Linked DNA regions of Homo sapiens: regions 1 and 2 are each linked to region 3. The links are chromatin loops, found by intact Hi-C in ENCODE. Cell type or tissue: CD14-positive monocyte. All regions are shown on one strand. Region 1 overlaps MCTP1 (multiple C2 and transmembrane domain containing 1). Region 2 overlaps MCTP1 (multiple C2 and transmembrane domain containing 1). Region 3 overlaps MCTP1 (multiple C2 and transmembrane domain containing 1).

Region 1 (2,500 bases), 40 kb after region 3:
TTACCATACAGGGTCTGCCAAAGAAATTATAAAAATTTTACGTAATATTGTACCTAGGGACATTATTTAATATCAATAGTAGTTTTTTATAGCTAAAAGCGAATTAGGCTTAGTTCCAGGGGAAGATTGTGAGCAGGTATCTTTTTTTTTTTTTTTTTCCTTTCCTGAGAGAAGCTGTGAAACAACAGAACAGCCTGTGCTACATACGTAATTAAAACAGATGTTCTCAATCTTAATTTTTATAGCTAATTATGACAGCCAAAGAAATGTGCTTGTCTTTTGTAGAGCCACATATTTTCTCTCAAATGTGCCCTATTTTTCTCCTCACCCACTATGACTGCTCAGAAACAAAGGGTGGGGTGATGGTGAGTTACAATGCAGCTGCAAGGACTGTCAAATTATTGGTAAGTCAGGGAGTGGAAACAGTGATGAGTGAAATTGACCATAAACTATCTACATAGCATAAACATTTGTACGTACTCCTAACTTTGCAGATGACAGTTTTCATTGGGGTCTTTCATGACAGAAGCCAAGTTTATTGTATCAAACATAATAAAGTAATTCAAACATAATAAAGTAACTGCTTACAAGCACCTTTCCTTTGTCAACCCAGCCTTTGGGAGCATAGCATTTTTTTTTTTTTTCAGAATAACATACAGTGTACAGAAATATGCTACATTTTGATGACACAGGCCAGGTGACTTACCCGCAAGGGTGCAGAATCTGATATGCTTGTCTATGTATGTGTGTGAAAATAGAAAGCATACAAGTATAACGAAGGCACCCGTTCTCAGAGCACACTCTTCTTTGAGCTCCTTGTCCTTAGGCTCACAGGGATGTCAAGTTGGGGTGCTTCAGACACAAAAACAAATGACCCTTCTGCCCTTTTTTTTTTTTTTTTGAGACAAAGTCTTGCTTTGTCGCCCAGGCTGGAGTGCAGTGGTGCAATCTCTGCTCACTGCAAGCTCTGCCTCCCGGGTTCAAGCTATTCTCCTGCCTCAGCCTCCTGAGTAGCTGGGACTACAGGCACCCACTACCACGCCCGGCTATTTTTTTTATTTTTATTTTTAGTAGAGATGGGGTTTCACCGTGTTAGCCAGGATGGTCTTGATCTCCTGACCTTGTGATCCACCCACCTCAGCCTCCCAAAGTGCTGGGATTACAAGCGAGAGCCATCGTGCCCGGCCGACCCTCCCTTTCTGTAAGTGCTGCCAGCAGCTTGGAAATTACAAACTTTAGAAACCACAATAGGGGAAGAACTATCTTCCTGTTTGTGGTGGAGTCTGGAATTTTCCCGCCCTTGTCAAGGCACTCTGTTGTGTTGTTATCTAGGTTCTCTCCTTACCCATCTATCAGCACCAGGTCCATGGAAGGCCTACTAGGCCAAAGTCCCAGGCCACATCTGCAGTCAGGCTACCCTGAGCCCAGCTTGCCTCTCACCCTCTGAGGAAGGAGCAGGAGCTGCAGTGTTGCTGCTGGCAGTGTCCCTGCTTTCTGCAGCCTCAGCACTGCTGAGTGCAACACCTTGCACTTGAGTGCAACACCTGCTCCAGCCTCCTCTAGTTCTCTTCTTGTCAACGGGGTTCCAATTCTGCAGTACAGATTGGGGGATACCTTTAGGGACCTCCAAACCTCTCAGCTTCCACAGCCACTCTGATTCCTTCATAATTGCTCTCAACACTCTGAGAACTGTTTCAAACCCAGTCCATTAAAAACCATTCTGTATGCTGGCCCAGTTCCTCTCAGCAAAGCCCAGTGTGGTCTGATCCAAATCCAAGCACTACTCCTGTCTGCTCTGCCTTGGGAAGTTGCCCTGTACTGCCTTGGCCCAGAGAGCAACACTCAGGAACTCAGCAACTACCTACCAGACTTTGGCCATGTGTGAGACTGGGGCAGACTGTCTAGAGAGAGGAGTACAAAGGCAGTCCCAGCTGCGGCTTGGTGAATTCATCCCGCAGTAGTTCCATAGCCTAAGAGGGATTGCAGAGGTAGGAACAACAAAGTTTAAGAAGCAGATAAAGCTCATTCTGATCTTAACTAGGGACTATGTGGGAGGGGCTGACTTGGTTAAGGTGGTTGGGAGAGTTGGGAGAAGAGTCTGGCATCTCTCAGTGGGGAGGTGGCAATGTATTGGTTCAAGGGAAGTTCCGTGGGATTAGGGTACCATGGGATGAACCTGTTCCCAAGATGAGGAGGCAGGAAATCAGAGCCAAGCCAAATGGACTGGAACAAAGGGGAAGCGAGAGGAAGGGTGTTCATCCCTGGAGAGAAATGTTGAACAAAGCACATCTGAGCAGCAATTCACATACAGAGCATACTTGTGAAGGCTAACTGTGAAGGCTAACCAGGAAGGCTGTAGCCACAGGGATCCTCAGCTAACCTGGGCATACCTATGACACCAGATCCGGAGCCTGAGGCAGCACGTGCAGCCCAAGAGCGTCTGTCTGAGGTACCCGCTGGCTTCGTAGTCACTGATTAGGAGACAGGCTGGATCAGAATC
Region 2 (2,500 bases), 52 kb after region 3:
TGTGTCACCCAACCTTTGAATTAGCTTTAAGCAAGCTTAAAGAATTTGAAAAATAAACCTCTCATTCATTCTCTATCCACAGGTTTCTCTAGCCATGCAATTTGTATGACTGCCTCCAACAGCAAGTGAGAAAGTAGGCAGTGATAAACAAACTCATACAATTTTAAAACAAACAGAATAATCAGAAGTTTCTAAGTATGCTAGTCTTTCACTTAAATAGAAAGCCAAATATGAAAGGTCCAGAGGCTTTCACTAATTTTCCACTTTAAATTTTCTAATAATTACTAAGACTACTTTTTATTTCAATTGAAAAATATAATGATTGAGCTATAATTATTCAAAGATAATCATATAAATCTGATATATGTTTCACCTTTAACTGAGATCAGAGGGTAGCAAAAGAAATATAAGAAACTAAGAACCTGGTAACTACTAAATCCTTCAAGAAAACAAAACAAAACAAAAAAAACAAACCAATATAAAGCTACCACAATGTTTCCATTTCTCAGGCACTATATTTTTCATAAAAAATGATCATAAAAGGAATATCAATGTATTACACTATGTATCTCACAAGTAGGTTATACTGTAAATTAAAAATTATCTGTATTAGAATCTCAAATGCAACCTTCAATACCCCGTGAGAAGGCATTTTTCTAAGGAACAATCATATACCTAAACTGCCACATTAATTTAAGGCTACCACAATCCAGTGAGTAAACCAAAATGTTACTTACCTTATTACAAATAAATGGCAAATTGCAGGCACTTTTCAGCTTGCAGCTGTCTAGCATAGTTGATTAGAAATGAACAAAACATCTTTCACTCCAGTGAGAGAACTGCATATTTAGACTTGCTTTCTTCACTGAATACCGGCAAAAGAGGCTGTTCACCTCCAAGTGATAGCAACAGCCCTGCACGGAGCACTTGCTGCTCTGCACAGCAGCGACTTGGAATGAAAGTAAGAAGAACCCGTGATGTTTAAATAACGTAGCTTTAGATTCACAGGATATGACTCAACTCTCAAACCAGTAAGGGAAGAGTTTCCCATTGCAAAACTGTTAGTACAGATTACATAACAAACATCATATCTGGGGTTCTAAAATACTCACATTAAATACTAAAAACTTCACCTGCTAAATCAAACATGCAGTGTTAGTAGTCAACCTCTTCCTCATGGCAAAAGCCACAACAGGAAATGAGAATAACAACACTGCACAAAGAAAACTATTCTGCTTGTTCTCTGCAGTGAATTAATTTAATGTTATTAAGGATGTGAGAACTTGCCAACATCTCCCAGAAAGACATCTAAAAAAAAAAGGAACACTAAAGTCACTAACATTCCCATCGGTATAAAAACAATGTGTAGAAAAAAATTCCATTTTAACATGCAAGAAGTGGCATGCTTTACAACACAATAGAATCTCCTTCACTAAGTAGAGAATGGAAATAGATCTTCGTGCTTTGCTGTTGCTGTTTCCCACAGAAATCCTTTCCTACGCTGTCATTACCTTGTGCTTCTAGCTCTGCCTACCTCACCAACTCAGGGTCCCCTTTTATCTGTTCTGTGAGCCCTTCTAAAGGAACATGACTAATGATACAACTCCTCTAGTAAATGTGGCAATTTTACATGCTTTCTCCACCACATGTTATCCCTTAACACTGAGCTGTATTAAGCTTGATCAAATATTGAATTATTATATTTAGATACCTCAGTCAATAAATATAGACATAGATGCTTGGAGAAAAGTCTACTACATAAATTCACTTGCCATCAGCCTCATCAAGGAAAAAAAGCTGAAAAAGCCCATGTTAATAACAGTAAGTAGGCTGAAACTAACTAGAACAGGGCTGTTAAATAGACATATAAGGTGAAGCATATATGTAATTTAAAATATTTTAGTAGTCACATTAAAAAAGTAAAGAAACATTAATTTTAGTAATGGTTACCCTAGTATGTCTAAAACATCATCATTTCAATATGTAATCATAATAAAATTATTAAATATTTTATCATTTTGGTACTAGTGTTGGAGATCTAGTGTATGTTTTGCACTTGTGTGACATTTCCACTTGAGCTAGCTATATGCAAGTGTTCAATAGCCACACATGGCTAGTGGCTACCATATTGAATAGCATAGGCCTAGGGTTCAAGGCTCATTTTCAGTCTTCAGGTGGTGGTTCAAATATTCTCTTTTCAGAACATTTAGGAAGGTCTTCCCTGACTACCTCCCCTGAAGTAACCTTCTCCAATTACTTTCTATCGGATGATCTTTTTTATTTCCTTTATAGTACATCACAGTTTGAAATGTTCTTCTTTATTCATTTGTTTACCTATTTATAGTCTGTGGTCTCTAACAAGAATGTAAGAAACCCGAGGGCAGGAATTTTCTTTCAGGAGGCTATTGACATGGTCATCAATACATAGCAGAATTTAATCAAAAAATTATTTAATAAATGAATAAAATATGGATTTTTTTGTTATGGTTTGGCAAATAAT
Region 3 (2,500 bases):
AAAAAAGTATGAAATTCAGTGCTCCCAGAATGTCTTTTCTGGGACTCCCACAACACTGATTACTCACCCGTGGATTGTCTGCTAAATTGACTGCTCTGTGTGGCATTGCTTCATTATCACTAATAACCTTTCCGCCTACACATACAGTATATAAAATAACCTGAGCCAAAGCAAATAAAATTCTCTTTTCTTAAGCCTTATGTAGATGGACCACTCTCTTTTTAAATTAGACCATGTAAACAGACTTTGTGTTGCAAGATACAAATTTTGTTGAAGAAAGCACAGGTGAGATAGCAATTATTTAACTTCAGCCAAAAATACTATCCTGTCTGATATTTGTTTTCTAATCTTTAAAATAGGTAATAGATATCTCATAAACACTGTTCTGATTATGAGATAAAATATGTAGGCCGGGCACGGTGGCTCACGCCTGTAATCCCAGCACTTTGGGAGACCAAGGCGGGCGATCGTGAGGTCAGGAGTTCGAGACCAGCCTGACCAACATGGTGAAACCCAGTCTCTACTAAAAATACAAAAATTAGCCAGGTGTGGTGGTGCGTGCCTGTAATCCCAGGTATACGGGAGACTGAGGCAGGAGAATTTTGATCCCGGAGGCCGAGGTTGTAGGGAGCAGAGATCAGGCCACTGCACTACAGCCTGGGTGACAGAGCGAGACTCCATCTCAAAAAAAAAAAAAAATGTAAAAGTGTTTGTAACTGTAAGAAATTGTTCAAATATAAGTGGTTATTTAGATGCAGGTGATGAGGAGATCTATTATAAGATAGAGGAAATATTACAGGAGTCAGAGCACAAAGACATGGACACAAAGCCTAGTTATGGTATTAAATTGCTGTGAGGCATAGGGAAAGATTTTGAGCTCTAGAAGCCTCATTTTCTATTTCTTTAAAAAAAGTCCTTGTGAATTTTCTTTCCTTTTCTCAAGATAGCTGACCAGAGACATTGGATGCTAGTTCTCCTCAGAAAGATTAAAGTGACTGTGAATAGACAAGTTCTAAATGGGAAAGTGAGGGAAGAGAGCCAGGACCTCTTGGAGAATCCATGGGAAGAAGCTGGGGCACAAACAAGGAAAGCAGCAAGAATCCGGCATAGATTGACTCCCAAAGAACTCAGACCCCATGGAAAGACTTGGTGAGAGCACTTCTCTCTCCTCTCACCTCTCTGACAATCTCCGGACAGCCAGACTGTTGGGGAACCCCTCTGACCTTGTGACTCAGGGCAATGCTATCTGTGGTGATTTGGGAACTTCCTGGAGACAGAGAACTTGGTGGCCGGTTTGCACGAGTATGGTTGCACTCCCCTCAGGTTTGAAATTAGGTATCAGGTGCCATACTGATTGTACACTTGTGGTGCCACTGCCTTGCATGTGGTTTCTCTGCCCTTGAGTTACTCCACCACCAAATCCCCCACAAATATACACCACAACCTGCTCTGACATTGGCAAGCACAGCTTACACAAAGAGCAGGGTCCAACTCCCACTCCCTACACAGAACGGCAGCGTTCTAGCAAGGGAGGACAGATAAGTTGCAGAGTTGCCTGATCTGGCCGGGGAAGAGGTTCTCGCCTGAGCCCATTTTGGTGGTAGCCCTCAGAGGGGTATATCCATGGCCTGTACCTGCACTGCAGTGGGGAACCAAAGGACAAAGTCTTTGTGAACCGGAAGTCATGAACCCTGCAACAGGGAAGTGATAGAGAAGCAGATCACATACCTGTTGGCTCAAGATGAGGAGCTGATGCATGCTCCACCACTTTCCCCCAAGACTTCAGTGTACCACAACACAATCTCTTCCTGCCAATACCCCTTCAGGGTGGGTGTTTCCACTCAACATCAGCCTACCTAAGATCAAGTCAGCTCCTATTCTTAACTGCTATATACTGGACTGAAGCCTGAGCTGCACCACCCAACACAAAACCTGCTACCAGAGGGCTTAGTGCTAGTCCATGAGATAAGCTTCCTGAAACTCCACACTCTCAGCCCCACAGGAGGTCATATGTTGGCTCATGCATCCAATACACCAGTACAACAAGCAGCATCTGAGAAAGCCACAGCATAGAAGCTATATACAACCCAAGAGACACATCCAGAGCCTTAGCCCTCTGCAAGTATCCAGAAAATAAGTCAACTGATTATATGCAACATGCACCACAGTCATACCCTCAAGGGAAAAATGATATTTTTAAAAAAGTCTCATAGAAATGATGGCGAATTCAAAAATAAGAAGCAGATGAGAAGGAATCAGCACAAAAAACTCCAGCAGTACAAAAAGCCACAATGTCTTGATACTTTTAAAGGACTACTCTCACTCTCTAGCAATGGATCCTAACCAAATTAAATAGTTTGAAAAAACAGATAAAGAACTCAAAATATAGGTTGCAAGGAAACTCAGTGATATCCAATAGAAAGCAGATATCCAACACAAAGAAGCCAGAAAAACAATTCAGGATATGAAAGACAAGATAGCTACATTAAAAAAAAAATAG

Evidence for each region. Peaks named below come from ENCODE experiments on the same cell type or tissue, not always from the same donor. Only the 100,000 strongest peaks of a DNase experiment are listed, where the experiment ranks them.
Region 1: a loop joins it to region 3, with 2.6 times the contacts of the local background. A loop is called at or near these places in 3 of 110 quality-filtered maps.
Region 2: a loop joins it to region 3, with 2.9 times the contacts of the local background. A loop is called at or near these places in 3 of 110 quality-filtered maps.

What each region holds. Positions count from the first base shown.
Region 1 is chr5:95,068,816-95,071,315 of GRCh38, forward strand. All of the region lies in intron 1 of MCTP1 (multiple C2 and transmembrane domain containing 1), which reads right to left. Among named protein-coding and RNA genes, the nearest start is that of MCTP1-AS1, 91 kb to the left of the region's middle. RefSeq lists an enhancer at 1,394-1,443. In CD14-positive monocyte, no CTCF peak of the experiment used is centred here; a DNase peak (open chromatin) is centred at 1,266; H3K4me3 peaks cover 1,653 bases; H3K27ac peaks cover 2,410 bases.
Region 2 is chr5:95,080,689-95,083,188 of GRCh38, forward strand. All of the region lies in intron 1 of MCTP1 (multiple C2 and transmembrane domain containing 1), which reads right to left. Among named protein-coding and RNA genes, the nearest start is that of MCTP1-AS1, 100 kb to the left of the region's middle. In CD14-positive monocyte, no CTCF peak of the experiment used is centred here; DNase peaks (open chromatin) are centred at 983 and 1,553; H3K4me3 peaks cover 1,812 bases; H3K27ac peaks cover 1,995 bases.
Region 3 is chr5:95,028,472-95,030,971 of GRCh38, forward strand. All of the region lies in intron 1 of MCTP1 (multiple C2 and transmembrane domain containing 1), which reads right to left. Among named protein-coding and RNA genes, the nearest start is that of MCTP1-AS1, 51 kb to the left of the region's middle. RefSeq lists a silencer at 1,504-1,693. In CD14-positive monocyte, no CTCF peak of the experiment used is centred here; a DNase peak (open chromatin) is centred at 1,240; H3K27ac peaks cover 1,313 bases.